6 separate regions of the Homo sapiens genome follow, and all the other regions are linked to region 3. Evidence: chromatin loops called from intact Hi-C (ENCODE). Cell type or tissue: endothelial cell of umbilical vein. All regions are shown on one strand.

Region 1 (5,000 bases), 75 kb after region 3:
CACCCACCAGCCTGATTAGCTCCCACTCATCCCTCCTACCTCAGCTGCCATGCCACCTCTTCTGGGAAGCCCTCCCTAACCACCTCCCCTCATCCTACGACAGGCAAAGTTAGACGTTCCTCCTCTGTGCCAGCCCAGTACCTGGTCTTGCCTTCAGAGTGATGCTCATCATATTTACTTTGTGTTTATTTTTCCAGCTTCCACTCATCCCCAGAGGCAGGAACTGTTCCTGCCTTGCTCCCCACAGGGTCCATATCACCTAGGCTGGTGCCCAGCACATAGTTGGTTGTCGATTCATATCTGTAGGATTAATAAATGGGTCTGTTATATCCGTTTTACTGATGGTGAAATGAAGGACCAGAGAGAGTAAGTGGCCTTTCCAAGGCTTCACAGCAAGCTTGTGGAAGAAACCACCAAGAAACCAGCTCTTGAGACTTCCAGCATTTGTTCCAGTTCCTCTGCAAGGGAAACCCCCATTCCCTGCTCTCTCTTTTTCCCCTCCTCACAGGCAGCAGGTATGTGCACAGACAGGCCTGGAGCTGGGCTAGGGTAGGAGTCCCCTGTGAGGCTCCACCTCTGCCTCTCCAGCTCCTTGGCCGGGACCCACTTCTGCTCCAACTCTTGCTGGCCATTAAGTCTGTGCCCCGCCTCACTCAGCCCGCCGCAGCCCCACTGCCTGTGGAGAGGTGAGTCCCACCTCTCTGAGCCTGCTCCCTTCCCCAGCCATAAGACGAATCAGCCTAGGAGATTCTGAGGCTCCTTCAGCCAGGAGGGCCTGTGATGCCCTGTGAAGACGGAAGAGGCTGGGGCCAGCTCCATGCTGCCTGCAGCGTGGCTCAAAGCACAAGCCTTCACCAAACATCAGAAAGGCCCAGAAATCTCATTTTTTCCCAAATGTTCCAGAATTTGACTTCAATGTCACATACTTTTAAAACTTCCCCGTGTGTGGGGAGAGGGTAGGGAGTCTTAGTTTTCAGTTTTTCAAAACAAGCAAATCCAGATGATCTTACTGCATAATCAGGTTTGGGCCACACTTTAAAGTTGACATGGATCTTCCATTTCATACCACACCTCATTTGCTCTGTGCAGCCTTCCTGTGAGGACAGCAGGGCAGGGCTTAGAATCAGCCCATTTCACAGTCAAGGAAAACGATGTCCAGACAGTAGGTGGCAGGGCCTGGGACTTACACTCAGAGGCCCTGTCCCAAATTATGTCTGCTTCCTGCTCTCCACAGAGTGATTTGAGTTGAAAGGAGAAAAAAAAGAAAGAAAAAGAAAGAAAGAAAGAAATTAAGGAAGGAGTGGGAAGGAAGGAAGGAAAGGAGAGGGAAGGGAGGGAAGGAGGGAAGGAAGGGAGGGAAGGAGGGAAGGAATGAAGGAAGGAAGGAAGGAAGGAAGGAAGGAAGGAAGGACAGAGAGAGAGAGAAGGAAGAAAAGAAAGAAGAAAAAAAGGTTGCGTATAATAACTTGATTGGTAGACCTGCCGGAGGAGCCTGCTTAGCCCTGGCAGGAGGCTAAGTCATTTGGTGGGAAGCCCTTTCTCTAGGGGATGGGGTGAGAGATGACAAGAATAATAAAACTCTGAGACAAAGCCAACAGCATGCTGAGTGACTCAAAGGATTAGGGCAGCCCAGGGAGTAGGCCCCTGGGTCTCAGCGTGCAGGATTTGTCCCCACATACACGTGAAAGCCATGTGTTTGGCAGAGACACCACAGTCCTAGCCATGGGGCATCCAGAGATGGACTAGAGCCAGCCCTGGCCCCAGTGGCTTTCCATCCCATGGGAGAGTCGAATGACTGCAATACAAGGTGAAAAGTGACTGCATAGGCAGGGCACGAGCTTGAGTTCCCATCTGACAAGAGGGGCAAACTAGGTGAAAACTTGCAAGAATGGAGTTGCGGGCGGAGTGTGTTGCAGGTCTCCAACTTGTCACGGAGTTTGTGCCCACCAGAGGGCGCTGCCTTAGACACTCCCGTTCCTTTCTCCGCCCGCCCATTGCTCCCTTTCTCCCTGCCCTGTGCCGGGCTTGTCGCTCTATACACAGGCCGGGGGTTAGAGGGGTCCCCACAAGAGGAAAGCGAAGGGCAAGCTCAGACGCAGAAGTCTGATGAGCAGCGGTTTTCAGCAGCCACCAAGGACTCCACTTTCACATCTTCCCCTCCGATAAAAGAACTTTCAACCTGGTGTTTTATAGAATTTAAAAAATAATGTTTATTCAGCAGGCCGGGCCTGGTGGCTCATGCCTGTAATCCCAGAACTTCTGGAGGCTGAGATGGGAGAATTGCTTTAGTCCAGGAGTTCGAGACCAGCCCGGACAACATAGTGAGACCCTGTCTCTAAAATAAATAAATAAATATTTTTTAAAAAGTAAAATAAAATTCAATAAATAGTTTAGAGGGTCTCCTGTGTCCAGACCCAAAGACAAGTACTGGGGAAAGAGCCATGACCACAGACCACCTTGGTCCCTGCTGTCATGGAGGTGGTCATCTACGGGGAGGGCCAACAGTAAATGGGTGCCTGGGCATCTAAGTAAGTGAGGAGATGGTGAATGCTACAAAGAGGGCAAATTGGAGCACAGTAGAGGTGACGGGGGTGCCGGCAGAGGTAACGCGGTTGGGTGCTACTCTCACGTTTGAGCTGAGACTTAAAAGAAGGGAGGAAGCCAACCCTGCGGGGACCTGAGGAACCTTTTCCAAGGGAGGAAATCTCGGTGCAAAGACCTCAAGGAGTGAGTGAGCTTGGCACACTCAGGAAGGACGCGAGGCTGGCCGGGGCTTGATGGGAGAATTGAGGGCAGCGAGGCTGGCTGGATAGACCACTGTCAGTGCTGCGGATTTTACTCCAGTCACAGCAGGAAGCCAATTAGAGGCCTTTAGACAGAGGTGACACAGGCTCTGGGGACACTTTACAAAGATTGCCCTGGCTGTGAGTGCCAGAGCAGAAGCAGAGAGATCCATTAGGAAGTCCTTGCCATAAACCAGGAAGGAGATGAGAGTGACTTGATGGTAGCAGTGGAGATAGGAAGAAATGTAGGAATTTGGGTCTGTTTTAAAATAAAAATAAAACTTGCCGATGAAATGACAGGTTATTCGGTGCCAGGCGCTGAGATGTACACTTTGTGTGTATTGACTTATTCATTCTCGCTATATATAAAGCTGTTTTACAGAGGAGAAAATGGAAGCTCAGGGAGGTTAAGTAATTTGCCCAAGGTCCCATAGCCGATAAGTGACAGATTCTACATTTTAAAAACGAGTCTGTCGATTCCAGAGCCCACAAACAGACTGCTCAATGCAGAGAATGGGAAGCAAAAGATTAGACATACAGAATCAGAAATGGAATCCCAGAGTGCTAGTCCAACAACTTTGACGCAGGCTTCAGCCCAGACCAGAGACTTGTCTCAACTGTTTGGTTGTTCTCTTGGCCAAGGACAGCTGCCCTGGGATCCAAAAGCTCATCAGAGAAAGCTCCCAAGAGCTCAAGTCTGCATTCTTCCCCTCCTTGGGTAACCCACTCATGGTCACCCAGCCAGTTTAAATCCTGGGTCCTCTGACCTTCCTGTCCAGGCCTCCTCCCTATCCCCACAGAGCCCGCTCAGCACAGGGTAAGACCAAGAACATCACGTGGCCACTGCTCACGTCAGATGAGAGCATGGCATATTCCCCTCCTGAGTTCTTGGCTTTTTAACACGGACCTCAGAGCTTTAACTAAAAGTATTTGACTATGCATCCAGGTGCTGTGGCTCATGCCTGTAATCCCAGCACTTTAGGAGACCGAGGCCAGTGGATCACTTGAGATCGGGAATTCAAGAGCAGCCTGGCCAACATGGTGAAACCCCATCTCTACTAAAAGAACAAAAAATACAAAAAAAAATAGCAAGCCTGTAATCCCAGCTATTTGGGAGACTGAGGCAGGAGAATTGCTTGAACCCAGGAGGCAGAGAGAGGCTGCAGTGAGCTGAGATCACACCACTGCACTCCAGCCTGGGCGACAGAGGGAGACTCCATCTCAAAAAATAAAAAATAAAAATAAAAAAAATTGGCCGGGCGCGGTGGCTCACGCCTGTAATCCCAGCACTTTGGGAGGCTGAGGCGGGCAGATCACAAGGTCAGGAGATCAAGACCATCCTGGCTAACACGGTGAAACCCCATCTCTACTAAAAATACAAAAAATTAGCCGGGTGTGGTGGTGGATGCCTGTAGTCCCAGCTACTCGGGAGGCTGAGGCAGGAGAATGGCATGAACCCGGGAGGCGGAGCTTGCAGTAAGCCGAGATCGCGCCACTGCACTCCAGCCTGGGCAACAGAACGAGACTCTGTCTCAAAAACAAACAAAAAAATTGATTATGTGGAGGCACCCAGGCATAAAGGTAGGTCAGCAGGGAAGGTATTTTGCTCCTCAAATTGGGGTGGCAGAGAGCTGGGGTACCTTGAATTCAATCATTCCTACCATGTTCAAGCTGCGTCACAGAAGCGTGGGACATGAACACTGTTTACAACCCATTTCTAACAAGCTCAGAGCCTGCTGAAAGAGTTACCAAGGTAATCAGCTGGAGCCCCCGTCACAGGGCCTGGCACACTGAGGGGTTCCTTCCTCCGCTCCCTGAGGCTGGGGTTCAGGGAGCACATCCCAGGACATGACGCCGTGTCGGTTTTGACTGGTCAGTACTGGTGCGATGCTAGTGTCAGTCCTTTGGCTTTCTCTGCCCGCTACATGTTAGGTCTAATCCATCCCAAGTTAGGATTGGGTCATTATTTCATTGGCACTCAGCAGGGGGCGCTGATAAAACAATTTAATTCAAAGTGTAGCCAGAAATTATGGAGGAAAAGAAACTAAAAGTAACAATCATAAAATGAGTAATTCCTGTCTACCTGAATGGCATGTAATGTTTCAAAGCAACTGGATGTCCCAGATATGTTTGATCTTCACAAAAACCTAGTGAGGAAGTTGCATTGTTAACACTGTCCGCTCTCCGCTCCCTGTAAAAATGAGGACAGAGAGGAAA
Region 2 (5,000 bases), 190 kb after region 3:
AGGAAATGTTTCTGGGCAATATTGGTGGTTTAAAAATATTTTTAGTAATACTTACATGCAATAAAGTGAATGTGTAATGTATATTTTTAAAAATAATGTGAAAAAACTAATTTTCATAAATTAAATATTTTTCTAAACTATTATATATATCCCAAAGAAAATAGAATGACTTAGGGCAGCCACGGTGGCTCATGCCTGTAATCCCAGCACTTTGGGGGGCTGAGGTGGGAGGATCATTTCAGCTTAGGGGTTCGAGACCAGCCTGAGCAACATAAGAAGACCTCGTCAGTACAAAAAAACCAAAATATATATAATTGGCCAGGCGCAGTGGCTCATGCCTGTAATCTAAGCACTTTGGGAGGCCAAGGTGGGAGGATTGCTTGAGTCAAGTAGTTCAAGACCAGCATGAACAACATAGGGATACCTTGTCTCTACAGAAAAATTTTTTTTTAATTAGCCAGGAGTGGTGGCATATGCCTTTAGTCCCAGCTACACAGGAGGCTGAGGTGGGAGGATCACTTGAGCCCAAAAGGTCGAGGCTGCAGTAAGCCATGATTGTGCCACTGAACTCACTCTGTGCAACAGAGAGAGACCCTGTCTCAAAAAAAAAAAAAAAAGAAAGAAAAGAAAAGAAAATAGAATGACTCTTGTAGTAATAAAAATCCCACATTCCTGCATATCTTTTTATCTGTCAGAAGCATAGCTTAAGTGTTATCTTCTTACTGAAACCCATCTTGGATTCTCTCCCTCCCGCTAAGTGTATTGGTTTTTTTGCCTTCTTTGTTCCTATCACTCTCTTTTGCTAGTTGTTTACCTGTCTGTCTTTCCTGCTACACTTATATATACTTTTTCAGGATAGGTACCAAAGTTATTCACTTGTTAATTTTTCTTCTAGCTCCCAACTTAGTGCCTTGCATGTAGAAAATACTTGATAAATGTTTGTCAAATTGAATTACATTTGTGTTTATCATTTTTTAAAGTAAGACACACTTGGTTTCCTGTTTTTTTTTTCTTCTGATATCTATCTTAATTTAAAGCTACTGGAAGGAGTCCCTTGTACTGTAATATGCATTTATATGATGGTTATTATTATTATTTTTTTCTTTAAGCTTAGCGTGAACCAGTGTACCCTATAACTTTCTTTGTTACTGGCCTGGATTAGAAGACAAACCTTCTCCCTTGTGATAACTGTTCTTGAGCTGGTGCAAGTACCAACACAATTCCCAGGTTGCACCTATTTTTGTTCGTTTTTTACTTTTTATTTATATCATAAGTAGTTATGTGGGGTTTTTTTTCAACTTTTATTTTAAATTCAAGAGTACATGTGCAAGTTCACTATATAGATATTAATTCTTAACACAGCAAGATTGTGGAAGTTCTTATATAATATTCTATGGATCTTTCTCATATCAAATAATCTTTATATGTGTTATTTGGTCATATTTATTATTTATATCATATTCAATTATTTAAATAATGTAAATATAATTGTTTTTACCCATTTTGCAAGTTAGGAAACTAAGGCTTAAGCATAAATAAGTTGCCTAAGTTCACACAGCTAGAAGGTGGTAGTAGATAAGAACACAGTAATGCCTACTCTAAATTGTGAAGATGAATTTAGATGATCTCCCTATCTACATCCATCTCTGAAGTCTCTGAAGCTCTGGGAATGTTTAACATTATTTGAAGATCTGCATAATCAGTAAAATATTTGGCAAAATGAACTTGCATTGGGGAAAAGTGCTGGGTTGCTTTCAGGCTCAAACCAGTTACAGCTTTCATCAAGCTAATTTGCTGACTGGGCAGGACGGCTTTTCACAGTGGAAGTGAAGCAATATAGATCACTTTTTCAGCTTCACTAGATTTTAATGCTTCTATTTATTTATCTTTAGCTCTGGGTGATGGTTTTACAGTTGTAAATACAACCGAGCTCTAAATTGTTTATCCAGTCACCTCAGGGTTTTATGTATTCAGCCAAATGTTGGAAAACCGTTTAGATTGTGGAGCACACTGGCTCCACCTACTGTCCTATGAGAAAACACTTTCCTACTGTATCTTCATTCACAATTCTCTTAAATTGTACCCTTTTGCACATGTGCTTTTCCCCAAACTTTGTTTCTCATATTTTTGATATTTGAGTTTCCGTTTACCTTGCTGAAAGATAAATTTACCTATTAAGAAATCGTGAAATTACTGTAACGTCAGTCTTGCCTGTAATTTATATTATAAGGAGAATGTGTTTGGGGGTATAAAAATATCATAGTTTTCAAAAATCTAAATCTATATCAAAATAAGACTTTCCTTCCAGAAAAAAAGTGTTCAAAATATTTTAGTACACTATTGTGTGGTGTATGAATGAATATCTCGCTTTTATTTCCAGAACAGAAATTTTTTAATTGAATTTTCTGGAAGCAGTTAACCTCAAATCCAATTAAACTCTTAGTAGAAGTAATTTTATTTTCTACCATTCATCTTTTTAATACTTTAGTTTTCAGTTATAAAGACAATATAGCAACATTGTAGAAAATATGGAAAAAGGGGGAAATCCATTATTTAACCTGCTTAAATGTTTATTCTTAATTTCTTGGTTAGGGAACCCTCACCAACTATAGTTTTACCAAGTCATGATTGATGAAAACATAGTTTTATAATTGTGGTCGTTATCAATTTATTACTTCTTAGCTCTGAGTTCAACATTCATTGCATGGTTGGTGAAAATAGACCTGAGCCCTTTGAATATTTTCCTTTGACAACTGGCTGGATGTTAAATTTTGTCAATAGAGGGCGCCAGAGAGACATTGCAAGAGGAAGAGATTTTCCTTCCTGGTTCTGGTGTGCTGGCTTGGCAACTTCTCTGGCGCCAGCTCTTGCAGTCCAAGTGGCTTAATAGCTTCTGGCTCCTACAGTGCTGAGGCTTCCCCAGTGCCCACCTCTTAAAGCTTGGTCAGCTTCTGGTGCCAGGCTATTGCAGAACGTGGCTGTCAGCAGCACCTAGTGGTCAGTAGCATCCCCTGCCCACCTACCTCTCCGCTCTATGGGATTAGCTTTAGCTGGCACCCTAGAGGGCAGAGTTCTGACAAGTTCTGAACAGTAGATTTCAGCAAGCTCTATGGGTATAGCACCACAGCAACTTCTCGGCTATTCAGTGAACCATGGTCATGCCTTCTCCAGCAAGGTCTGCATCTCAGCCTTGGGGAAACCTCTTTTTTAATGCTCTATCTCAGCCTTAGGGGTAGTGGCTGCTCCTTACCTCTGATATTCCTTTATTCTGTAGAGTTTTCTTTACTTGTGACTAGCCTGTCTCTCCTTACTCTTATAAGTTAATAATTCTCTATTCAAATTACTCTGGTTTATCTTTTCTGATTGAACTCTTGACTTTTTTTTTTTTTTTTTTAACAGACAGAGTCTTGCTCTGTCACCCAGGCTGCAGTGCAGTGGTGTGATCATGGCTCACTGCAGCCTCAGCCTCCCAGGCTCAAGCGATCCTCCCACCTCAGCCTTCTGAGCAGCTAAGACCACGGGCAAGTGCCACTATGCCTGGCTAATTTTAAAAAATTTTTTGTAGAGATGGGTTCTCCTTATGTTGCCCAGGCTGGTGTCGAACTCCTGGGCTCAAGCAATCCTCCCCCCTTGGCTTTCCAAAGTGCTGGGATTATAGCCATGATCCACAATGCCTGGGCTGAAACCATTTTTTTACCCAAAGTTTTAAGTCCACGATCATTTTATGTGCATTATTTTGCTTAGTAAAATTAAATTAGCTAACATGTATAGCTATATAAGCTAAATTGCTTATTTACAAAGCAATTACATATCTATTATTCTTTAAATCAGCTTTTTAAAAGTAACCTTTTATTCTTTTTTCCTGACTTTACAGTCTTACCTGATTTATCAATTTTTTGCCTTTGTGGTTAATCCTTTTCATGTCCTACTGAAAAAAATCATTGCCTCTCCAAGGTGATAAAGATGTTCTCCCATATTTTCTTCTGAAGGTTTTATTGTGTTACCTTTTACATTTAGATCTATAGTACCTCTGGAATTTATTTTTAATTAAAACAAATTTTTAATTGTTTATCGAATTGGGCAGCCCTTGAACCAGAATGGGTTCAGAGAAGCTCCCATCTGGAATTTATTTTTGTGTAAGGAGTGTGAACCTGGGATCCAGATTAATTTTTTTCCTATATAAATATGCAGTTGATCCAGTATCTGTATTGAAAAGACCATCCTTTCCTTAATACACTGCAGGCTTATGTTTGTCATAAATCAGGTGCTCGTAAATGTTAGTATGTTCTTATAATCTTACCTGTTCTATTTAACCTTGTTAGTCGGCCTTGATATCTAGTAGTGTAAATACTCCAGGTTTGTTGTTACTCAAGATTGTCTTGGCTCTTCTTAGCCTTTTGTATTTCATATAAAGTTAAGAGTCAGCTTTTTAATTTGTACCCAAAACCATTTGGGATTTTTATTAGTATTATGTCTTATATGTCTTTGTCAGATTTATTCCTAGATATGTGATGTGTTTTGATGCTATTGCAAATTATATCTGTAACACCAAAACTGCAGTTACGTGTTCAGATTGTCAATCTGACCCAGGAATCCTTCAGATATTTGAAGATAGCAGTCATTCCATTCCTTATATGTTGTGTTTTATTTATTTAGTATATTATGCCTTTATATGAGTCTCTACTCTGAATGCTTTAGTATTTCTGTTTTGTTTAGGGTGCCACAAATAGATAAACATCCCAATGAGAAGCTGAATTAAAGCAGAGAAAAGTAGGAGGACCACTATCTAGCTCTTTCCATTTTTACCTCTGAATACTAGTATATTGAGATTTTCCTCCCAGAATAGCCTACTGTCATCTTTCTGTCTTTGGAACTTTCTGTCAGGGTTGTCCTTACTCTCTCTAACAAGCCTATATTTGTGGTTTGCAATTCTTCATTCTAATTTGTAAAACTTGTGCATTGTCCTTAAATGAGTTTCATATAGTTTGTAAGACCCTCCT
Region 3 (5,000 bases):
TGTGCAAGTCATGTGACGTACATCCTAGAAGCATCTTATCTCTTTGAATTCCTGGGGAGAGCAGCAGAGTATGGTGTTATGCTCTAGTTATCTGATGATGGGAAACTACCTCAAACTTAAAGGCTTAGCACATTGACTATTGTTGATTTCGCTCATGAATCTACAATTTGGGCAGGGATTGACAAGGAAGCTTTGTCTCTATGCCATACAGCATCAGCTGGGGCCACTTCTCCAAAGCAACTTGTAGAGTGCAGGGCCTGGCTAGGACCAGGAGGCAAGTCCCAGGAATTGGGGGGAAGGCCAGCCACCAGCTCCTAGGTCCTGGCAGAGACTGAGTCACAGACAGAGGGCCATTGCTCTGGTGAGTGTTACCAGGAGACAGGACTGTCCTGGCTGGTGGGGTATTAAAGGCCCATCAAGGGTGTTAAAGGCCACTCCGTCTGTTCCCCAGGAAAATGGAAGTCCTTCACCGTGGAAGGAGTTTTAAGTGGCCTCCATGCCACCACTGAGACAGGACAGCAGGTCCCTGTGGTATCTCCACTCAAGCTTGCACACGTCCACTGCTGAGCCATTCACTGCTCCCTGCTGTGGAGCGCTCAGCCTGCAGGCTTCTATCCTTGGAGTTGGGAAACCAGCCTCATTCCAACCTCCACACTCTGGTCGCTGTTCTGAGCTCTTTGCCCACAGGAAAAGCCTGCCCCGCTCCCGTTGTCAGCCCCAGGTAGTCAGGCAGCAGCAACAAACATACAACACAAGTAAATCACACCCACAGAGCCTTTGCAAACACCCAGTTCATGTCTCATTTAGGACTGTCCCAGGTGCTTTGCACTCATTCAGTTGCCACACTCCTATGAACGGGACAGGCCTTCCCTGTCTTGCTCATCACTGGGTCCCCAGGACCCTGCCTGGCATATATTAGATATACAATAAGTATATGTTGAATTATTAACCCCATTTGGTGGATGAGAGAACCAAGGCACAGAGGGGTTATTGCTTGCCGAAGATCACACAGCTCTGAAGTGGCAGAGCTGGGATTTAGAGCCAGGCACTCTAGCTCCAAAATTCATGCCTTCAACTCCAATATGTTCTGCTTTTTAATTAACATAATGTCAGTCAGGCGTGGTGGCTCATGCCTGTAATCCCAGCACTTTGGGAGGCCGAGGCGGGCGAATCACCTGAGGTCATAAGTTTGAGACCAGCCTGGCCAACGTGGTGAAACCCCGTCTCTACTAAAAATACAAAAATTAGCCAGGTGTGGTGGTGGGCACATGTAATCCCAGCTATTCAGGAGGCTGAGGCAGGAGAATTGCTTGAACCCAGGAGGCGGAGGTTGCAGTGAGCCAAGATCATGCCATTGCACTCCAGCCTGGGTGACAGAGCGAGACTCCATATCAAAAAATAGAAATAAAAAATAAAAATAGTGTCAACCATTTCCCCAACTTTTCTTTTTACTGGAAAGCATTTCCAAACTTTTTTCTTACATAGGTAATAACAATGACATGACATAAGTAGCACTTGTCTATGGCCCTGGAATATAGTCTCATCTCACTGGAGCCTCATTAGAACCTCTACAGCGTAAGGCTCAGACGAACAATGGCCTTTCCTGCCCTGTTCATTGCTGTACCCCCAAAGCCAAGCCTAGTGCATAGTATATACACAATAAATACATGCTGAATTAGTTAACTTTACAGATGAGGAACTGGGATTCAGAGAGCTGATTCTTGCTCAGGGTGACAGAATCAGTAAATGACAGAGCCCTGATTTGAAACTGGTCACTCTGTCCCCAAAGACTATTTCTACTGCATCATGCTCCTTGGCCTTTCTGGGTTTCAGTTCCTCACCAGTTAAATGGGAATCCCAAGGCTCCTTAGAGTGTCTGTCATGACAAAGGATATAATGGAAGTGAAGGTGCTCTGCCAAGAGGAAAGGGACACATGGGTTGGGGGAGGTCTTTCTTGTTTCTTTCACTGAGGCCTCTGCAGGGCCTAGTGCAGGGGAGGAGCTGGGGATGCTGCAGTGAGAGAGAGGATGATGCCTACAGGACATGAGTAAAATTGAGATGGATGGATGGACAGATGGATGGATGAGTGGATGTAGGGATGGCAGATGGATGGATGGGCAGGTGGGTGGATAGATGAAAGGACAAATGGGTGTATGGATGGATGGATAGATAGATGGGTAGATGGACAGATAGTGTCTTAGTTCATTTTGTGCTGCTATAGCAGAATATCACAGACTAGGTAATTTAGAATGAACAGAAATTTATTTGGTTCATGGTTCTGGAGGCTGAAAAGTGCAAGACTGAGGGGCCGGCATCTGGTGAGGGACTTCTTGCTGCAGCACAACATGGTGGAAGGCATCTCATGGCAAGAAAGAGCATGCAGGTGAGAGAGAGGCAAAAGGGGGCCAAACTCATTCTTTTATAAGGAACTCATAATAACAACCCATTCCCATGATAATGGCATTAATTCATTCATGAGGGCAGAGCCCCCATGAGCTAAGGCCTCATCTTGTTAAGGCCTCACCTCCCAATATCTCCACATTGAGGATCAAATTTCCAACATACAGACTTTGGGGGACACATTCGAACCATAGTAGATGGAAAACTAGATGGGTGGATGGAAGGCAGATGGATCGGTAGGTGGATAAGCGAATGCAAGGATGATGATGGATGGATGTGAAATAGACATTACTGTCCAGTGTGGTCTCAGGCTGGTATTTTTTATTTTTATTTTTATTATACTTTAAGTTTTAGGGTACATGTGCACAACGTGCAGGTTTGTTACATATGTATACATGTGCCATGTTGGTATGCTGCACCCATTAACTCATCATTTAACATTAGGTATATCTCCTAATGCTATCCCTCCCCCCTCCCCCCTCCCCCCACCCCACGACTGGCCCTGGTGTGTGATGTTCCCCTTCCTGTGTCCATGTGTTCTCAGTGTTCAATTCTCATCAGGCTGGTATTTTAGTCTTTATCCAGCAGAGGGCACCAAGGCTCCAATAATTGGCCTACGCTGGAGTTTCTTGGCAGTAGAAAGCTGCCTGCAGGAGAGCACACCTGGAGTCAGAACCAGGCCCAGCCTGCAGCTTGTGGGCAGCTCAGGCAGGTGATAGGCTCAGGACACAAAGGACCAAGTTAGGGTCCTGGGGTGCAGGGGCATAAAAAACACAGGCTTAGGGTGTGGTGGCTCACACCTGTAATCCCAGCACTTTGGGAAGCCGGGGCAGGCAGATCACTTGAGGCCAGGAGCTCAAGGCCAGCCTGGCCAACATGGTGAAACCCCATCTTTACTAAAAATACAAAAATTAGCCGGGTGTGGTGGCATGCACCTGCAATCCCAGCTACTCAGGAGGCTGAGGCAGGAGAATTGCTTGAACCCGGGAGGCAGAGTTTGCAGTGAGTGGAGAATGCAACACTGCATTCCAGCCTGGGCGACAGAGTGAGAATCCATCTAAAAAAAAAAAAAAAGCACGGGCTTAGGGACAGACCCTGGCATCTCCCTCCTGGAATGGGGCCTCAGGGGCCCCATTTTCCCCTTTGAGGAAATAGGTGCACCTTCTGGGCTTGTGGTGAGGATGAAATTAGATGCTCGAGAGGGAAAGTTTGGTATGCTGGGGGCCCCTGACACAGGTGAGGTATCTGAGGCTGAGAGGCCTGCATGACTTATTCTAGGCCACCCAGTAAGTGCGAGATAAGAGGTAAAGACAGCCTCTGAAGCTCCAAATGAGATTTCTATAAAAATAGAGAAAATTCTATTAGAGTAAAAGTGGTTCCTGGGGAATCAAGACAATTTGTGGGGTCAGGGGGGCTGCTCTGAGGCTGGAGACGATTGTTGGAGACCCTGGGAGGCTGAGTTACATCCTGAGCCTGTCCTGCCACCTGGGGTGGATACTAAATATGCACTTAGCACCCGACCAGGAGCCCCAGGTGCAAGCCGGTAGTGTGGGAAATTATCATTTTAACGTGAACTTGACTTGCACCTCCCACAGTGACTGGATGTGAATTTGCCATCTTAACAGAGTGTTTCAGGAGGCTGAGTTTTTCCTTTGGGGTTTATTTTATGTGTTGCTGTCACTCCTGGTCCCTGCCAGGGATTTATCACAGGGACCAAGCCTGTTTTGAATTGCTTCAGAATGAGCTTGTCGGCAGGCAGCATCCTGTAAAAGAAGCCAGGCCCAGTTCCAGACAGCTTCAAACAGAGAAAGAATAAGCAGAGAAAGCCAATCTCAGGTTTCCCAGAAGCAAGTGGCTGTGCTGAGCAGAGGGAGGGTCCAGCCCAGAGCACGAAACAGCGGACTAGCATTGGGTAGAGAGCTGGTCCCCTGGCTTGGTGAGGGCCAGCCTGGAGACTGGTAGAGGGACCCAAATTTGGGAGGGAGATAGTACTTTCAGTTTGCCCTTTTTGTTCTCATAAGGCAGCATTCAGAACTTGCCGCGGCACTGCAGGCCAGTATAGCCTTGAGCAGGACAGACCCACTGTGGTCTAAACCCACTCCTGGTGGGGCTGCCGCCTGAGACCACCTTTGTGTTTCAGCTGCCCCCAATGTAGTGCACCCAGAGTGAGTTAACACCCTCTGCCACCTGGAGGGTTTGCCTCCTCCACCTGAAGCACATGGCCCCAGCTCCCTGTCCTGGGCTCAAACGTGGTCTTTGCATTCATCCCTGATGAAGTTCCCCTGAGAGCATTCTGCTCATTAGTCCAACTTGTTGAGTCTCACACCTTCATGCATCTGTGGGCTCAACATTTTCTGATCTCCTGGTCTGTGCCAGCTCTGTTTTTGATACTGGTGAGACAAAAGAGACTGCTATAACCTGATGGGAAAGGCAGAGGTTTGCAACCTCGTGGAGGGTACGAGGCACAACAGGAGGTGCGAACAACCGGCTTTGGAAGGGGATCCTGTGGTCTGGCAATTCCTATCCTCACTATCCTCACGCATGGTGCAGGTTGATGAGCTCGCCCTCTGCGACCTTATCGCAATCTCCAGCTACGTGG
Region 4 (5,000 bases), 110 kb after region 3:
AAGAGGGAGGTGGGATCACACGGGGGCATGGCATGGAATTTAGAGAGCAACAGAGAGTCACCGATGGGATGTAAGCAGGTGGCAATATCTACATATGCAGTGAGGGAGTGAATGCAAGAAAGACCTAGATGGCTCCCACAGAGACACCTGGTATAGGAGGCAAAACGCCATCTTTGGAGGGTTCCTGTAATTAGTCAGTATGACCTTGGACTAATCACTTTACCCTCCAGAGACTGTGGCTTTAAGATTAAATGAGATAATGCATGTCAAGCTGCTGGCATAGTACCCAGACCTAATCCTCAGGCAACAAATGTTACTTCCTTTTTCCCTTCTCCCCACTGGCCTGTGAGCTTGCCAAGCACAGGATCTTTGTTAATGGTGCCTGAATCTGCCCACACCCTCAGCACCAGGCACAGAGCCCAGTGAACAAACAATAAACATATGCGGACTCTTGAGGTTGCCTTTGCAATATTTCACATATCTGTTCCTTCAGTTTCATCCTTTCTGCCAGAAACCTCCCTCAGAGCATCATCTTCTCTCATGGAAGCTATGCCAACGGCCACCTACTGGTAGTCCCCTTCAGGGAAGGGCTTGTTCCCTTCCAGCTGTCCTGAGCATGGTATGAGATTTGTCTTTGTAAAACACAGCTCAGACCATGCCTCTGTCCTGCTCGGAAGGCTTTGTGACCCCTGCGACTGGCCCTCTTCACCGCTGCTCTTTAGGCTGGTGTTTGAGGCTCACTACAGTCCACCCCTGGCTGTCCTTGCTATGTTCTCTCTCTCTGTCCCCCTCTAACCCTCTGCCCCACACCCCCCAAGCCACAGTTCCTTAGGCTTTGACATCATTGTGCCTCTGCTCACAATGTTCCCCTGCCTGGAGCAGCCTCCCGTGAGTATCACACACCCCATATTCCAAGGTCCTTCCTGCACCTAAATTTTCACAGCACTTCACATTCCTGCTCCCTGTGCACTTGCTGCTTTGAACCTTGTGTTTACCTGCGCGCATGACGGAGCGGGCACTCAGTAAACGTGATAACGAATGCATGTCCTCACTGTAAGGGCAGGGACATGTCTACATGTCTCCTCCATCTCTGAACCTCTCATCTCTCTCACATACCTATGTTTTCTTGAACACAGCAGGAACATAACACATATTTGAGAGACGCATCAGTCACCTCGTCTTGTCTGTTCTAATTTGTAAAGGTGTTTTGAATGAGTCTCCTATTTCCCTTAAGCCAGGCCACATCAACTTTCACTTGGACTGTGACAACAGCCTCTTAACAGTCTCCCCTCTTTCCATCTAAGCCCCACACAGATGACCAGAGCCATTTTTCTAAAATGAAAATCGGGTCATGTCTTTCCTCTGCTGACAACCTGTCATGAGTTCCCCAGTGCCACAAGAAAAAGCCTCAGCCTCCCTCTACAGCCTGATATCTTTTGTTTCCCCTCTTCCCCATCTCCCCCGAGGCACCTCCTTGCATTCCTCCTGAACTACCTATAATGCCACAGTAGCCCTACACTGTTTCAGACCTCTCTGTCTAGGAAACTACTGCTTCCTTTTCTTCAAATGAAACCCCCTCCTCCACTCCCTGCTCCCATCATCTGACAAGCAGGTGTCCATGCCTCCCAACCCAGTTCTGATGAAAACTTGCTCTGTGAAGGAGGAGATGGCTGACCCAGGAAGAGAAACCCGCACTAACCACACATTCACCCGATAAATGTTATTGGGCATTCTCTATGCTCCAGACACTCCCTTTAGGCAGTGCTTGTATGGTCAGGTTGCTATGGTTGCAGCCATCCCCCATATGGATATGAATGGGGTTCAAACCTGCCTCATTTCCAAGTCTGGGAGCCCTGAGGTCAGGGGCTACCATGACTCTCATCACTGAGTCCTCACACAGTGCCAGCCTGTGGGAGAACTGAAAATGAACCCCATTGTATACAGGGGAGAGGGAGGGAGGAGGTCAAGTGAGAACCAGAGTGGGACAGCTGCCAAGGTCCCACCCAGGCTGACAGGATCTCTCACATCTTATCTTACAGCCCAGGATCCTATTGATCACTAGCAAAAAGATAATTCAGCTTCTGCTGTTCTGAGGCTCCTGTGCCCTGGCTTCCATTCTCAGTGGCAAAATCCTCGGGAAATTCCCTACAACCCCCAAATTGTTGGATCAATGAACAGGTTATACAGGCTGCTGACAGCCCAGCACAGTGCAAAATGCATCTTTGTTACCATCAGGGTGGCAGGAAATAAGTTCTGGCCCTGGCTTCAAATGTGCAAACTCAATGTGTCTGTTCTTCTCTTTAAAAAAGCTTTGCCGGTGGCTGCTTTGTGCTTGGCACTGGGGACAAAGGGATAAACTAGACCGGAATCCTGCCCTGGAGAAGCGCCCCGTCTGGGGAAGCAGGCCAGTGTGTTCAAAGACACTGCCCTGAATGAGAAAGTCACTGCATGGCTAAGTCCCAAAGAGCAAGTCTCCAAATTTCCTTTTTTTAACTATTTAAAAGAAGTAAATGGAGATTTTCACTGGATGGGATAGCTTGAACAACTTTTTAAGATTTCTAGCTGCCTTTAGCTGACTGGTCTTTACTTTATCTTCAGGATAGTATTTTGAGGAATGCTCACTGGGCTCAGTTTGTGCTTGGTTCCCAGCTGCTGCAACTAGAGGGACCTGGAGTAGACAGAAGGGACCCTCTGCTAGGAGCGGGGAGTCAGTACCAGCAGACAATGGCTCCATCCAGCGGGCAGAGGGAGACTGGAGGTACAAGGGGACACACTGGGGTCAGAAGGGAGAAGACTGAGGGACAGAGAGAGAGGGGAGTTTGCTGGGGAGTGGCAGAGAGCAGGAAAGCCTTAGGGACAGAGGGGGAAATGCAGGGGCCGGAAAAGAATATGTCTAGAAGAATCCTTAATATTCCAGAACGTATTATTCTAATGTAGATATATTCTTGAAGAATACATTCTTACTCCTGAATAAGACTATATCAGTGATGTTTCCTTTTCTTAAACATATTCATGAATAACATGTTCATAAATACATTCTGGAATGTTTATATTCTAATGACTTCATTCTTCTCACATCCTTTGGTCTCGTCTTCTCTCTGCCCCTCACTCTTTCCTCCCTGCTGCTCACTCTCCCCCCTCCCACTCTCAGCCTCCCCTTCCCTTTGACCCTCAGTCTCCTCATTTTGCAGTCAGGCAGTGGCTGGGAATGGAGTGTCCTAAAGGCTTCCTCATTTGCATTTCTCATGCCTGCACTAAGACTCTAGTAGCCAGGGTTCCTCAAGCTTCTTCCTCTAGTTCTGTGTTCCTTCCCCTTGGTGTCTCCAGCATGCTAGCCCCGGGCTCCAAAGGTGTGTGTCCTAAGAATATATTGCCTTTGGTGACTTAGCCTCATTAGTCATAGAGTGTCACTTCCACAGGATCTCCCAGATCAAAGGGCAGTGAACACAGACTCCACTTCTCAAAGGAGGAGGATCAGTTTCACACTGGGACTGGCATAGGCTGGTGCAGCCATCTTTGGAAAATACCATCTTCCTCAAGTGAATATTTAAAACCAGGTATCTGCTGTTTGCTGAATATGAATCTAAAATAAAATAATACAAAAAAAAGGTGAAAGTAAGAGTAAAGAAAGAGTTATACCTGGCAAGTATCAAGCAAAAGAATGCTGGTATAGTAATTATTTTAATATTAGACAAAAGAGGTTTTAAGGATAGAGCATTACCAGGATTAAAGAGGGTCCCTAGGTATGATAAAATGTTCAAGTCAACGGAAGGATAAAACGATTCTGAATCAATACACACCCAATAGCATGTGTATATACTCACGTATATACATATACATGACAGAACACACACAGATACAGACCTGGTCGGTGCTTACTCATTCTTCCAGACTCAACACAGATCTCCAACAAACCTCCCCTCCTCTTCCAGGCGGAGTTACGATCCTTGCTCCAGGCATGTCCACTCTTTCTTCCTTCTAATAGCCCTGATCTTACTGAACACCAGACTCTAGGTCATTTTTTCTACAAGTAAATCACAGAAAGCCAGCTGGCCAAATGAAGAATTCCTCAAACCATCACTTTGCTGAATGGTTAATATCTTAGAAGCTAATTCACCAAAAGCCAAGTCATTCCAAGTTAATTCTCTAAATTTGCTTATGTCTTTTTCAACTATTATATAATTCACAGCAGTTGGTATTCGATGGGATAGGTTTTTCAAATTGTTGTAATAAAATTAAGTAGGTAAAAATACTTACAAAGTAGGTAAAAAGTATAAAGAATGATACAACAAAACGCATGCACCCAAAACCAGTTTTTTGAAGTGAACATTACTGTTACCTTTGGAACCTCCTCGGTGTTCCGCCCTGAGGAACACCCCACCCTATCACCTTCCTTCTCACCCCAGAGATAACCATTCTTCTGAATTTTCTGTGTTTTATTCCCTTGCTGTTCTTCATAGTTTTACCACATATTTTTATCCTCAAAGTGCTTTTTTTAGTTTTTCATGTTTCCTAACTTTAGGTTAAAGGAAGTGGAGAGTATGTATTTTTCTGTGACTCACTTTTTTCTTTTTTAAAAACATTATTTATATAAATTACTTTAATCGTGGCTCAAGTGATTCCAATGCCTCAGCCTCCCAAAGTGCTGGGATTACAGGAGTGAGCCTCACTTTTTTCATTCAACATTATGTTCCAGAGACTCATTCTTGTTGATGCCTAGACTTTTCATTCATTCATTTTCTTGTCTACATAGTATTGTGTTTTATGAATACATTACAATTTATCCATTGAGTGAAGGGACACTTAAATGGCTCCAGGGTTCCAGCATTGCACAGAGCATGGCTAGGAACATCCTTTTTTTTTTTTTTTTTTTTGAGACAGGGTCTTGCTCTGTTGCCCAGGCTGGAGTGCAGTGGCATGATCATGGCTCACTGTAGCCTATATCTCCTGGGCTCAAACAATCTTCCCACCACAGCCTCCTGAATAGCTGGGACCACAGG
Region 5 (5,000 bases), 49 kb after region 3:
AAGGAAACTGAGGCTTAGGGGAGAAAATGACTTACCCAAAGTCCACAGTTAGCCAGGGATAGAGGAGTGATGGTTTGCACCTGGGATCCTTAGATTCCCAGGCCTTTCTGCTACACCACCTCTGCTCTTTGTGGAGATTAAAAGGCAACAGAAAGAGCACTGGAGCCCTAAATGTTGTGCCAGCTCCGCAGAGAACATGCTATGTAACCCCAGACAGATCTCTTGCCCTTTCTGGGCCGCACCACTATCCATCTAGTGTGGTTGTTTGGATTAAATCATGATCTTAAAAGTATCCAGCACAGTCCCTGACATGTCACAGTGGCCAAGATGATCACAAGAAGGGGAAGAGAACGGTGAAAATGATGGTGCTTATATACAAAGGACATGGCAATATCACAGATGGAGAGGCCAACTTCGCCAGAGAGAGGACTCCCTGGGGGCGAAGACACTGAACAGACATGAAGAATGGAGAAGGTCCACCTCCCTTCCCTTACTTCTAGGTGACTAGGGGACTAAAACTTGGGATGTGTAAGAGGGGGTGGCCAGAACTGATGCTGGAGAGTTAAGGTGAGGTGGGGGCATATCACATAGGCCTTGAATGCCACACCAAGCAGTTTGGCTTTTGCCATTGAAAGGTTTTAAGCAGGCAAGTGTCATGATCCATTCTGCAGATCTGCAGTTTAGAAAGGGCACTCTTGCTGGAATGTGGACAGCAGACAGAAGAGGAGAGTCTAGAGGCACAGAGACTCTCAACTGGAGGCACAGTGATGAGGGGAGGTGGGTAAAGTTCATGGAGATCCACCAGCTGAAGCCCCTCAAGGCCACCTCTCCCTAAGGGGAGGTCAAGGGAAATGATGAATGTGAAAGTGCTCAGAAACTGCTGCCAGCTACCAGCCAGTGTGAAGGGTTGTTGATTACTTTTATGTTAAATGTGAGGCCTGGAGCCTCCAGCCCAGCTGGCTAGAACCTGCACACACAGTGCAGTGGGAGTTAGCTTCCCTGAGTTCCCGGGCAGTTGGGTATTTTCATCTCCAGTTCTCAGATGCTGAACTTGAGACTCGCTAAACAATTCCACATGGAGGAGAGGATGGAAATCGTTAGTCTAGGGCAAGGGGAGGGGGGCGCCATTCCTTCAAAAGAATGTCCCTATGGGAGGGGAGGAAGCAGGAGGAATATAAGCTAGACAAGCCAGGGAGTCCAGAGGTCATTCCCGGGCACCCTCCCCTCCCAAGCCTGCTGGGCTTTCCAGTCTCTACCCCAGTCCCTGACGGAAGACATTTAGCAACCACACAAAGGAGCTTCCTGTGAGCCAGACTAATGCTTTACCTAAATTACCTTGTTTATTCCTCACAATAGCCTCTTCTACAGTTGCAGACACTGAGTCTCAGAGAGGTTAGGTAACTTGCCTAAAGTTACCCAGAGCTGGTAAGTGGCAGGGCTGGAACCTGAATCCTGACCAAGCTTGGCCCTCACCCGATGCTGATTGCAGGTCTCTCTCCCATCTAGGCCAGGAGCCTTTAGAGAGGGGAGGGAATGGGAGGGTGGGAAATGGGAGGGGCCCGACTCCTCTCTATGGGTCCCAGGGGTTGTGGAGTTGAATCCCTGCAGCCCTTTTAAGCCCAACAGTGAGGAAGACACTGGATACCAAAGGGCCCATGGTGCCATCCCAAAGACTGATAAGGAGTGTGAGCTGGATGATCACAGAAGGACTCCTAGTTCTGAAAGCTGGGATTCTAATCAGGAGAGGACAATGAATGGAGAGGAGAGACGGGAGTTCTCCCTGCTTCCACACATATGAGACCAGGCTCCTAGCCTTTTCTCTGCACATTCCTAACTGGCAGGGTCCACAGGTGTCAACCCAAGTGCATCCCCAAGACCACACAATGGCTCTGAGTGCAGAAAGGACCTGCAAGACCAGTTTGTTTTCTGGGCAGCAGATGATTTTGCTGGCCTGAGGCCTGGGGCAGTGGTCTCCACTCCTACCTCACCACCTCTCTAGTGTCTTCCTTCTTCCCCAAGTAGACCGGCATGCATGCACACACAGGCCCAAGCAACTCCTTTTTTTTTTTTTTTTTTTAATGAATAAGAAAAAGTAATAAGGAAAGAAGCAGCAAGCAGACTGGGTGTGTTAACAAGTCTGGGCCACTGCAGGAGGTACATTGCCCAATTTCTGCACCCCGAGGCCCTCCAAAGTCTAGGAGAAGCTCCTGGGAGGTCCAGGGCCCAAGACCAAAGCCTCTATCAACTCTCCCACCTGTGAACTGCCCCTCTCCCAAGGTAGGCATTGTCGGGGTGTGTAGACTGGGAGCCACCCACACACCTGACTCTCCCCTCCTAGGAAATGCGTCCACCAGGTCATTTCTCCTGCAAACCCTCATTTTAAAGTGTCTTGGATGCTTTCCTGCCCTTTTTTTTTTTTTTTAACATAAAGAGGGGTGAGAGCCCAAGAGCTACAGCAGGGGGAATAGACTGAAACTGCTGCCTACTCACACGCCAGTTTCCCTTCTTAGAACTCTAACCAGAAGCCAATGGTTTCCTCCTAAAAGAAAAACTCAATCTGTTGACTTTCTCTCTCCTCTCCTGCCAGCTTTTCTGCCCGAGCCGGGCTCTCTCTTCTCTGTGGGTTCGTCTTTCAGCCAGTCTTTCTCTGCTTCAGATTCTTGGTTTCTTGCTCCCGGTAGTCCCTGAACCTCTTTCACTCTTTAAAAAAAAATGGGGAGGGGCGGTGAACAAGCAAAGAGGAAGCCCTCACCCACCCACCAAATCTCTTTCTTACTAGCAACTAATTCCCTCTCTCTTTCCACACACACAGTCATACACACACATACACATACACAGGCACGTACTCCGGCGACCTCCAGATGTTCCCGACAGTGCGGCCATCTGCTTAGATTGCTGGGGCGCGCAGGGGGAGGGGGCAGGGATCCGGGATGCAGGAAGCTGTGAGCGAGGCCAACTAGAGGGGGCGGGAGCAGCGCACTTTTGAGACGCTCCCTAGAGTGGAACCCGGGCTCGGCTCAGGCTCCGCGGGCGGGGCGCGCGCCGAGAGAGGCTGGCACTTTGGCGACACTCCCTGAGCCGCCCCGCGGCCGGCCCGAGCCGCCACCCGGCGCCCGGCAGGGGGGAGCCTGGCTGCGGGCGGGGACCGGGGGGCGGGCCGCGCCGCGCGGAGAAAAGCGCTGGCCGGAGGGCCCGCGGCCGGGCCGCCGGGGTGAGCGTGCCGAGGCGGCTGTGGCGCAGGCTTCCAGGTGAGTGCAGTTCCCCGGGCGGGGCGAGAGTCCGCGCTGCGGTTGAAGATCCCAAGTCCCCGATCCTAGCCTCGCGGCCCCTTCGGAGGGCGGGCTGGGGACGCCGGGCGCAGGGGCGGGGCTGGGTCCCGCCGAGGCCCCTCAACTTTCGTCGGACGCCTAGGGCTGGGCGGGAGTGGGGAACGCCGACCCAGGGGAGAGGTCTTGCGGGAGACAAAGGCTACGCCCAGGGGCCGTGTGGGTCTTTGTGCGGACACGTGCATCTCACGTTTGTGGGTCTTTGTGGATTTGCGGTCGGGGACGCGCCGCTGTCGGTGCCTTTGTGTGTCCGTGGCTTTGCGCGGCTGCTTTGCGCCCGTGTCCACGTTTGCGGGCCTGCGCTTGGCTGTGGGCGTCGGTGGGCGCATCGCGTGTCTCCGCGTACGTGGTCGGTGCCTGCCGACGTGTCTGGGCTGGGTGTCCGCAGAGGGTGTGCGCACCGAGAGCCCAACGCCGCCCCACCCCCCCGCTCCCCCGCCGTCCCCTCGGGCCCACGACTTGGCTCCAAACTTTTCTCCCGGTTCCTCGGGCAACAGCCCCAGTCCTCCCCACCGCTACCCGGCCGGGGGCGCAGACAGCCCTCCCCCTCCCCCTCCTGAGGTCCCAGGACAGCAAGGGGCTGCGACGGGATTGGTGGTCGGGGGATCGGCAGCGCCTGGGGACTGGCTGGGCAGGGGCTGGGCGGAGCGTGCGGACTCCCCCTCAGACCCCGGCTGGGAGGAAGAGGCGAGCGGTGGGTCCCAGGCTCCGGCCCTGGGCTGGGGAGAGGAAGGGACAGGGCGGCTGGCGTTGCCCTCCCCGCGCTTCTTGGAAAGAGTGTGATCCAGAGTTGCGTCTGTTTGGTAGGGAGACAGGCTCCGCTTTGAGACCCACTCTCCGTTTGCAGCCCGCCCCCGGGGTAGGGGGCCAACCCTCGGACCCGGTAGGGGAGAGGGGGACTGCCAGTCCAGATCTGGGCATGCCCGAGGCGCCGGCTCACAGGACCCGGAGCTGGGCTGGGGGCCGTGGGAGCCTCACATACACAGGTTTCAACTGGGACGGCCACTGGCCCCTGTGCGGCGCTGGCAAGTTGCTCAGCTTCGCGGAGTCGCGGTCACTCTGGCACGGACAGGGCGAGAACTCCCTCGCGGCTCGGGGCGTGCGGTGGGAATAACCCGCGCCTCTGGAGCCGGGCGGAGAGCAGCGCCAGCCCACACTTGGCCTGGCGAGGAGGTGACTCAAGACCTTCGATTCTTCTTTCATCTTTGTGCGCCCTGCCCTTCGGATAAGTCTAGACTTGCAGTGCCTGGGGCTGACCGGAGGTGGGGGGGGGGGGGTGCTCAGAGCTGCAGGAGCCTGCTGGGCTTTTGAGCCTAAGTCGCAAAGATAACCGTAAACACCCTCCTCCCCACTGCTCACTCCAGTCTTTAACCTAGAACTTTGTCGGATGCTGCAGACATGATGGAAGGGCACAGGCCGCTAACCTGGGAAAGAAACAACTGTGGGCATTTTCCTTTCCCTCTCCGGCCTCAGTTTCCCTTCTGGAAGGGGAGGTATTGATAGCCTCTTCTGTTCTGGCTGACTGCTTCAGATCCCAGAACCCAGAAACACTTTGATGTTTAACCTACACCTCCATTCTGACCTGACCTATTCCGAGGCACTACTTTGCTCCCCAGGAAGGCTGCAATGCAACCGCCACCGGGCTTCCACCTACCCTTCCTCCAACACCAGGAA
Region 6 (5,000 bases), 66 kb after region 3:
AACCTTAATGGTAGAAGGAATTGCAAAGAATCAAGTCCACCCTTCTCATGTGACAGATGGGGAAACTGAGGCCTTGAGAAGGAAAAAGGCTAATCTAAGTTCCTGCGGGCAGTGGCATGACTGGAGCACAGCCTCCTGCCTCCCAGCCCGGACCCAATGCACTTTCTTGTCTCCTCTAATAAGCCCCACCCTCCCCGCCTGGGCTCCCCTTGCTGCCCTTGCCTGTTCCCCATTAGCACAGGAGTAGCAGCAGCAGGACAGGCAAGAGCCTCACAAGTGGGACTCTGGGCCTCTGACCAGCTGTGCGGCATGGGCTAAGTCACTCTGCCCTTCGGAGCCTCTGGAAGCTTAGGGCACATTGGTTCCAGCCTAGCCAGTTTCTCACCCTGGGTTGGGGTCCCCCAGCATCCAGACTGGAAACCTACCCATTTTCCCCTGAGCATCCTCTAGATGCTGCCCCAAGGAGTTGCTGCAGTTCTGGAGCCTCATCTGGCTGGGATCTCCAAGGGGCCTCCTGGATTCAGTCCCCACTGGCCCTGAGCACGACAGCCCTTCTTACCCTCCCAGGAATGCCGTGAAAGGAGACAAGGTCTGCCCGACCCATGTCTATGCTCTACCCCCAGGGTAGCATCTCAGCTTCCGAACCCTGGGCTGTTTCCTTAGTCTTCATTTTATAAAAGTTGTTGCCTTTTTAACGGAGTGTCACTTTCAACCGGCCTCCCCTACCCCTGCTGGCCGGGGATGGAGACATGTCATTTGTAAAAGCAGAAAAAGGTTGCATTTGTTCACTTTTGTAATATTGTCCTGGGCCTGTGTTGGGGTGTTGGGGGAAGCTGGGCATCAGTGGCCACATGGGCATCAGGGGCTGGCCCCACAGAGACCCCACAGGGCAGTGAGCTCTGTCTTCCCCCACCTGCCTAGCCCATCATCTATCTAACCGGTCCTTGATTTAATAAACACTATAAAAAGTTCTTTGCTTTACTCAGCCAGTGTCCACTGGCAATCCCTGGGCTGGGCTCTGGGGCCACAAAGATGAATCAGGTTAGGCCCTGCCCTGGGCAGCTTGTTCTCCCTGAAAAGCCTGATAATCTCAGGATTTGGGGAGTAAGGTGACGTGAAGGAGGGAGTTCCTGCACCCTGTTCACCTCTCATCTCCCGTGGCCCTACCCCACTGTTCCTGCCACCCCAGCTCCAGCCATAGCCATGAGCATGCAGGCCCTTGCACACCTGTTCTCTTGCTCAGGCGTTACTGTGGGACCTTGCCCTTGCCCTCACCCCTGTCTCTCAACCTCCTTCCTATCCAGTAGACCTAGTTCTTGCCCGCCCGCAGAAGCTTCCTTGGCCCCTTCCACCTCCCTCCTCTGAACTGCAACAGTATTTTGTTCTTCCTTGGTGCTTCAGCTGCTATGGTACCCCAGCTCCTGTTTGCACACTTCCACTGACAGAGATCACACTTGGAGCTCATCTGGGTGGCTCTGCTGTCACCAAGTTCTTCCTTCTAACTGGCCAGTCTACAGGGAATGTCTACCATCATCACCAATGACAGGTTTTTCCTGATCCCTACTCTGTGCCCAGAACATTCAGGCCATATGCACTGGTGGGAGCTTGCCCATCTTGTAATCAGGCCTCCCCAGGGAGAAGTATCAGCTTGAGGCCCTGGGTCCGAGGCTGGCACCCAGCGGTCAAGGTAGGAAAGAGCTGAGGCTTGGCGCCGGGCGGTGTGGAGGAGAGGGAGGTCAGGGTGAGACCCCGGGCCCCCACAGTCCTCCTGTTTGTTCTCCACTTCCCCTACATTTCCTGGGACAGGAGAGGATTCAGATGGAGGTAGGGATCACGGTACTTTCACCCAATGGGTCCGGGTCTTCCCAAGTCCCCGCTTGTGGAAGGAGTCCTTGCGGGAGGGCCATGGAACAAAAAGGCCTTAAAGACAGGGCCAAAGCGTGCGGAGGGCAGCGAAGGGAAGGAGGGGGCTTCTGCGGCAATCAGTTCTGGAGCAGGTCACCTCCGCCCGAGCTGCAGCTTCCTCCTCTGCAAAACGGGGCAGGGTGAAGGCCCAGTGAGAGCATGGGCGCGGATGCCATCACGCTGGGCGGGCTCGTCCTTCCCGTGGGGAACCTGCCCTGCACCCCGCAGCCCTGGCCTCCTGCCAGCCATAAGGAGAGCGGAAGCCCCGGCGGGCCTCGCCGACCCGGGAGTCCGCGCGGCCCCTCCCTGCCCGTGCGGAGGCTCCCGGCCCGCAGCGCCACCTCGTGCTCACGCATGGCCAGACACCCCAGATCCCAGCGGGGCCAAGAGCCAGGACCGGGGCGGCTGGAGGCCAAAGTGGGCTGCGCTGTTTGCTTTATGCGGCCAGTCCCTTCCCGCCCACCAGACTACCCTCGCCCTGCCGGACTCCGCCCTCCAGGAACCCTGGCGCCCAGGGCGAGGGCTTCGAATCTTACACAATCAGGAAAATTCGTGCAAAGAATCCGTTTTGGAATTCACAGAAAAGGGTTGAAATCTTGGGGTCATCACTAACCAATTGTGTGATTTTTGGCCAGGTCACTTTACTTCTCTGAGCCTGGAAAATAGGGATGAAAATATCTCCCTCAAGGCCGGGCACGATGGCTCCTGCCTGTAATCCCAGCACTTTGGGAGGCTGAGGCAGGAGGATCGCTTGAGCTCAGGAATTCAAGACTAAGACCAGCCTGGGCAACATAATTTAAAAATCTAAAAATTAACCGGGCATGGTGACGCCTGTAGTCCCAGCTACTTGGGAGGCTGAAGTGGGAGGATAGCTTGAGCCTGGGAGGTTGGATGACAGAGTTAGACCCTGTTTAAAAAAAAAAAAAAAAAAAGCAAAGAGAGAAAAATAAAAATAAAAGAAAGACAAAAAAGAAAGAGAAACAAACAAAGAAAGAGAAAATACCTCCCTGAGCCTGGGAGGTTGAGGCTGCCGTGAGCCGAGATTCTACCACTGCACTCCAGCCTGAGTGACAGAGCTAGACCCTGGAAAAAAAAAAGAACGAAGGAAGGGAGGGAGGGAGAGAGAAAGGAAGAAAAGAAAGAAAGAGCAAAAAAGGAAGAAGGAAAGAAGGAAAGAAGGAAGGGAGGGAGGGAGGGAGGGAGGGAGGGAAAATATCTCCCTCCACAGGACTGTGTGTAGAAGAAATGAAGTAACATTTGTAGAGAACCAAGTACGGTGCCTGGCACAAAATGGCAGCCTCTAAGTGCTCTTTCCCGCCCTCATCCAACCATGGAGTTATGAAGTAGATTACAGAGCCATGTAGTCTGAGTCTGTTTTTTATAACTCGCACTCAGAACTGAAGAATTTTGTAAAGTTCTGGGACTGTAGAATCACAGAACGACACCCGGTAATCCACAGGGTCATGGAGTAGGTACTCACCGTCAGCTGTGGCCCAGCTCACCACCATGGGTCAGCAGGGTCACCAGCCTCTTTATGCCTTTCACAGTAATGCAGCGGCCAGCTATGGCTATGTGTTCCTCATGCTTTGTGTACATGCCATCATCTCCTCACAACTGCACCAGGTGTTTTTGTCACCATACAGATGAGGAAACCAGCATAGGCCAGGCTTTATCTGTCAGGTGGCAATTCTCACATTCTTCCTTGTCCTACCCCAGGGGCCGGGCCAGCTGTGTAAATCCCATGAATCAGAGAGGGTAGAGGTGCACTGATAAACCAAAAAGCACTGGGATTCCATTTATTTTTTATTTTCAAATAAGTTGCAGAAGTTATGCAGTTCTACATAGCTCCGATCAGACTGTGGATTCTAGATCTTAGAGTATAAAAAGCCAAAGGTCAAAGTCAAAGTCCTTTCTCTCCTGGCCCCTTTTCACGGATGGGGAATCTGAGGCCCAGAGACGAGTAAGTTCCCATGGTCCATGGCCAGGATTCTGTGCTTCAGAACGGCCTATGTAATTTGTGGGACCCAGTATAAAATGAAAATGTGGGGCCCCTTGTTCAAAGTTATTAGGATTTCAAGATGACAAGAACAGAGCATTAAACCAAGCACAGGGTCTTTCTATGGTTTCACTGCCCATGAAGCCAGCCCTGCTGCCATTTGATCATCTCATTTCTAGAGGAGGGGCAAACACCCAGACAGTGTTGGTCAGGATGGCAGAAGAGAGTAGGTGTGGATTTGTGTGTAATCCAATCCCTCTGTAGTTCAGGGAGCCAGTTAGACTCTTCCAAATGCAGGAATGTCCCTCTGTCGTTATCACACAACCCCCTGGTTTCCCCACCTTGCCATGGCCAAAAGGCTTTCAGAGGGAAAAGGCAGCTAAAGAGGTGGATTCTACCACCCAGCTGCCACCAAACCAGCTCATGGGCTGTTTCTCTGGACTGCCAGGAATATGGGGGGGCAGAGGCCTGCCCCTTGCTCACTTTATGTGCTTACAGAATTTAAAGTCCACCAGCGCTAAAGCCCACTCATACCTAATCTCCACCAAGGGCACTGTCTATGACAACAGAGGTCATCATAGGCTAATAGGACCTTGCCCATCAATGTTCAGTGTTCCTTGTTGGCTAACGTTCACCAGGGTGCAAATGTTGGTTGATATATAATGTTTATCATATGAATGACAGCTTCCACCAATGACCAATATCCACAAAGGGAAAATGTCTGTTGGAGGCAGTGTCTGCTGTATATCAGTGCCCAGTGTTCACTGGTAGCTAATTGCAATTATACTTGCTCTGTGCATCAATACCCAATGTCAGTCCATAGCTCGGCTTCTAACGACAGCAAATGTCTATCCAGTTAAGTCACATGCCCTGTGTTTATTCTTCTCTTTATTTATTTAAGTACTAGTGGTTCTGTCTACAGGGATTATTGTGTTTGTTGAGCTTGGAGGGAAATTCCCCCTGTGTTTATTCTTTAGTTCCCAAACCTATTTATTATTTTCTTTTGCATATCCATTAGATAGTCAAAGTGTTCTGAACTGGAGGTACAAACACATTCATGTTTCTTTTTGTCTCCCTTCCCTCCCTCCCTCCCTCCCTC

What was found. A loop is a pair of places that touch in the nucleus more often than their neighbours do. Peaks named below come from ENCODE experiments on the same cell type or tissue, not always from the same donor. Only the 100,000 strongest peaks of a DNase experiment are listed, where the experiment ranks them.
Region 1: a loop joins it to region 3, with 5 times the contacts of the local background. A loop is called at or near these places in 108 of 110 quality-filtered maps.
Region 2: it touches region 3 in a loop (15-fold over the local background); 84 of 110 quality-filtered maps call a loop at or near these places.
Region 4: a loop joins it to region 3, with 10 times the contacts of the local background. A loop is called at or near these places in 6 of 110 quality-filtered maps.
Region 5: it touches region 3 in a loop (3-fold over the local background); 107 of 110 quality-filtered maps call a loop at or near these places.
Region 6: it touches region 3 in a loop (17-fold over the local background); 109 of 110 quality-filtered maps call a loop at or near these places.

The regions. Positions count from the first base shown.
Region 1 is chr11:76,805,641-76,810,640 of GRCh38, forward strand. No RefSeq gene overlaps it. Among named protein-coding and RNA genes, the nearest start is that of TSKU, 25 kb to the left of the region's middle. RefSeq lists enhancers at 1,725-1,774, 1,855-1,904, 4,826-4,915. In endothelial cell of umbilical vein, CTCF peaks have their summits at 1,944 (motif pointing right) and 4,741 (motif pointing right); DNase peaks (open chromatin) are centred at 1,981 and 4,781.
Region 2 is chr11:76,917,259-76,922,258 of GRCh38, forward strand. All of the region lies in intron 1 of ACER3 (alkaline ceramidase 3), which reads left to right. Among named protein-coding and RNA genes, the nearest start is that of ACER3, 59 kb to the left of the region's middle. In endothelial cell of umbilical vein, CTCF peaks have their summits at 2,026 (motif pointing left), 2,791 (motif pointing right) and 2,994 (motif pointing left); DNase peaks (open chromatin) are centred at 1,983 and 2,783.
Region 3 is chr11:76,731,076-76,736,075 of GRCh38, forward strand. No RefSeq gene overlaps it. Among named protein-coding and RNA genes, the nearest start is that of TSKU-AS1, 49 kb to the right of the region's middle. RefSeq lists a silencer at 2,914-3,013. In endothelial cell of umbilical vein, no CTCF peak of the experiment used is centred here; a DNase peak (open chromatin) is centred at 3,026.
Region 4 is chr11:76,836,152-76,841,151 of GRCh38, forward strand. No RefSeq gene overlaps it. Among named protein-coding and RNA genes, the nearest start is that of ACER3, 22 kb to the right of the region's middle. RefSeq lists an enhancer at 2,816-4,015. In endothelial cell of umbilical vein, a CTCF peak has its summit at 2,720 (motif pointing left); DNase peaks (open chromatin) are centred at 370 and 2,720.
Region 5 is chr11:76,780,157-76,785,156 of GRCh38, forward strand. TSKU (tsukushi, small leucine rich proteoglycan) reads left to right here and starts at 3,200. Exons shown (of 2, transcript NM_015516.4): 1 at 3,200-3,248. TSKU-AS1 (TSKU antisense RNA 1) reads right to left here and starts at 2,906. Exons shown (of 2, transcript NR_120562.1): 1 at 2,847-2,906; 2 at 2,425-2,700. RefSeq lists enhancers at 2,437-2,626, 2,861-3,505 and a silencer at 3,057-3,146. In endothelial cell of umbilical vein, no CTCF peak of the experiment used is centred here; DNase peaks (open chromatin) are centred at 2,905, 3,945 and 4,375; H3K4me3 peaks cover 2,677 bases; H3K27ac peaks cover 1,485 bases; H3K27me3 peaks cover 164 bases.
Region 6 is chr11:76,797,174-76,802,173 of GRCh38, forward strand. TSKU (tsukushi, small leucine rich proteoglycan) reads left to right here. Exons shown (of 2, transcript NM_015516.4): 2 at 1-971. Among named protein-coding and RNA genes, the nearest start is that of TSKU, 16 kb to the left of the region's middle. RefSeq lists a silencer at 2,006-2,265. In endothelial cell of umbilical vein, CTCF peaks have their summits at 2,247 (motif pointing left) and 2,447; a DNase peak (open chromatin) is centred at 2,248; H3K4me3 peaks cover 475 bases.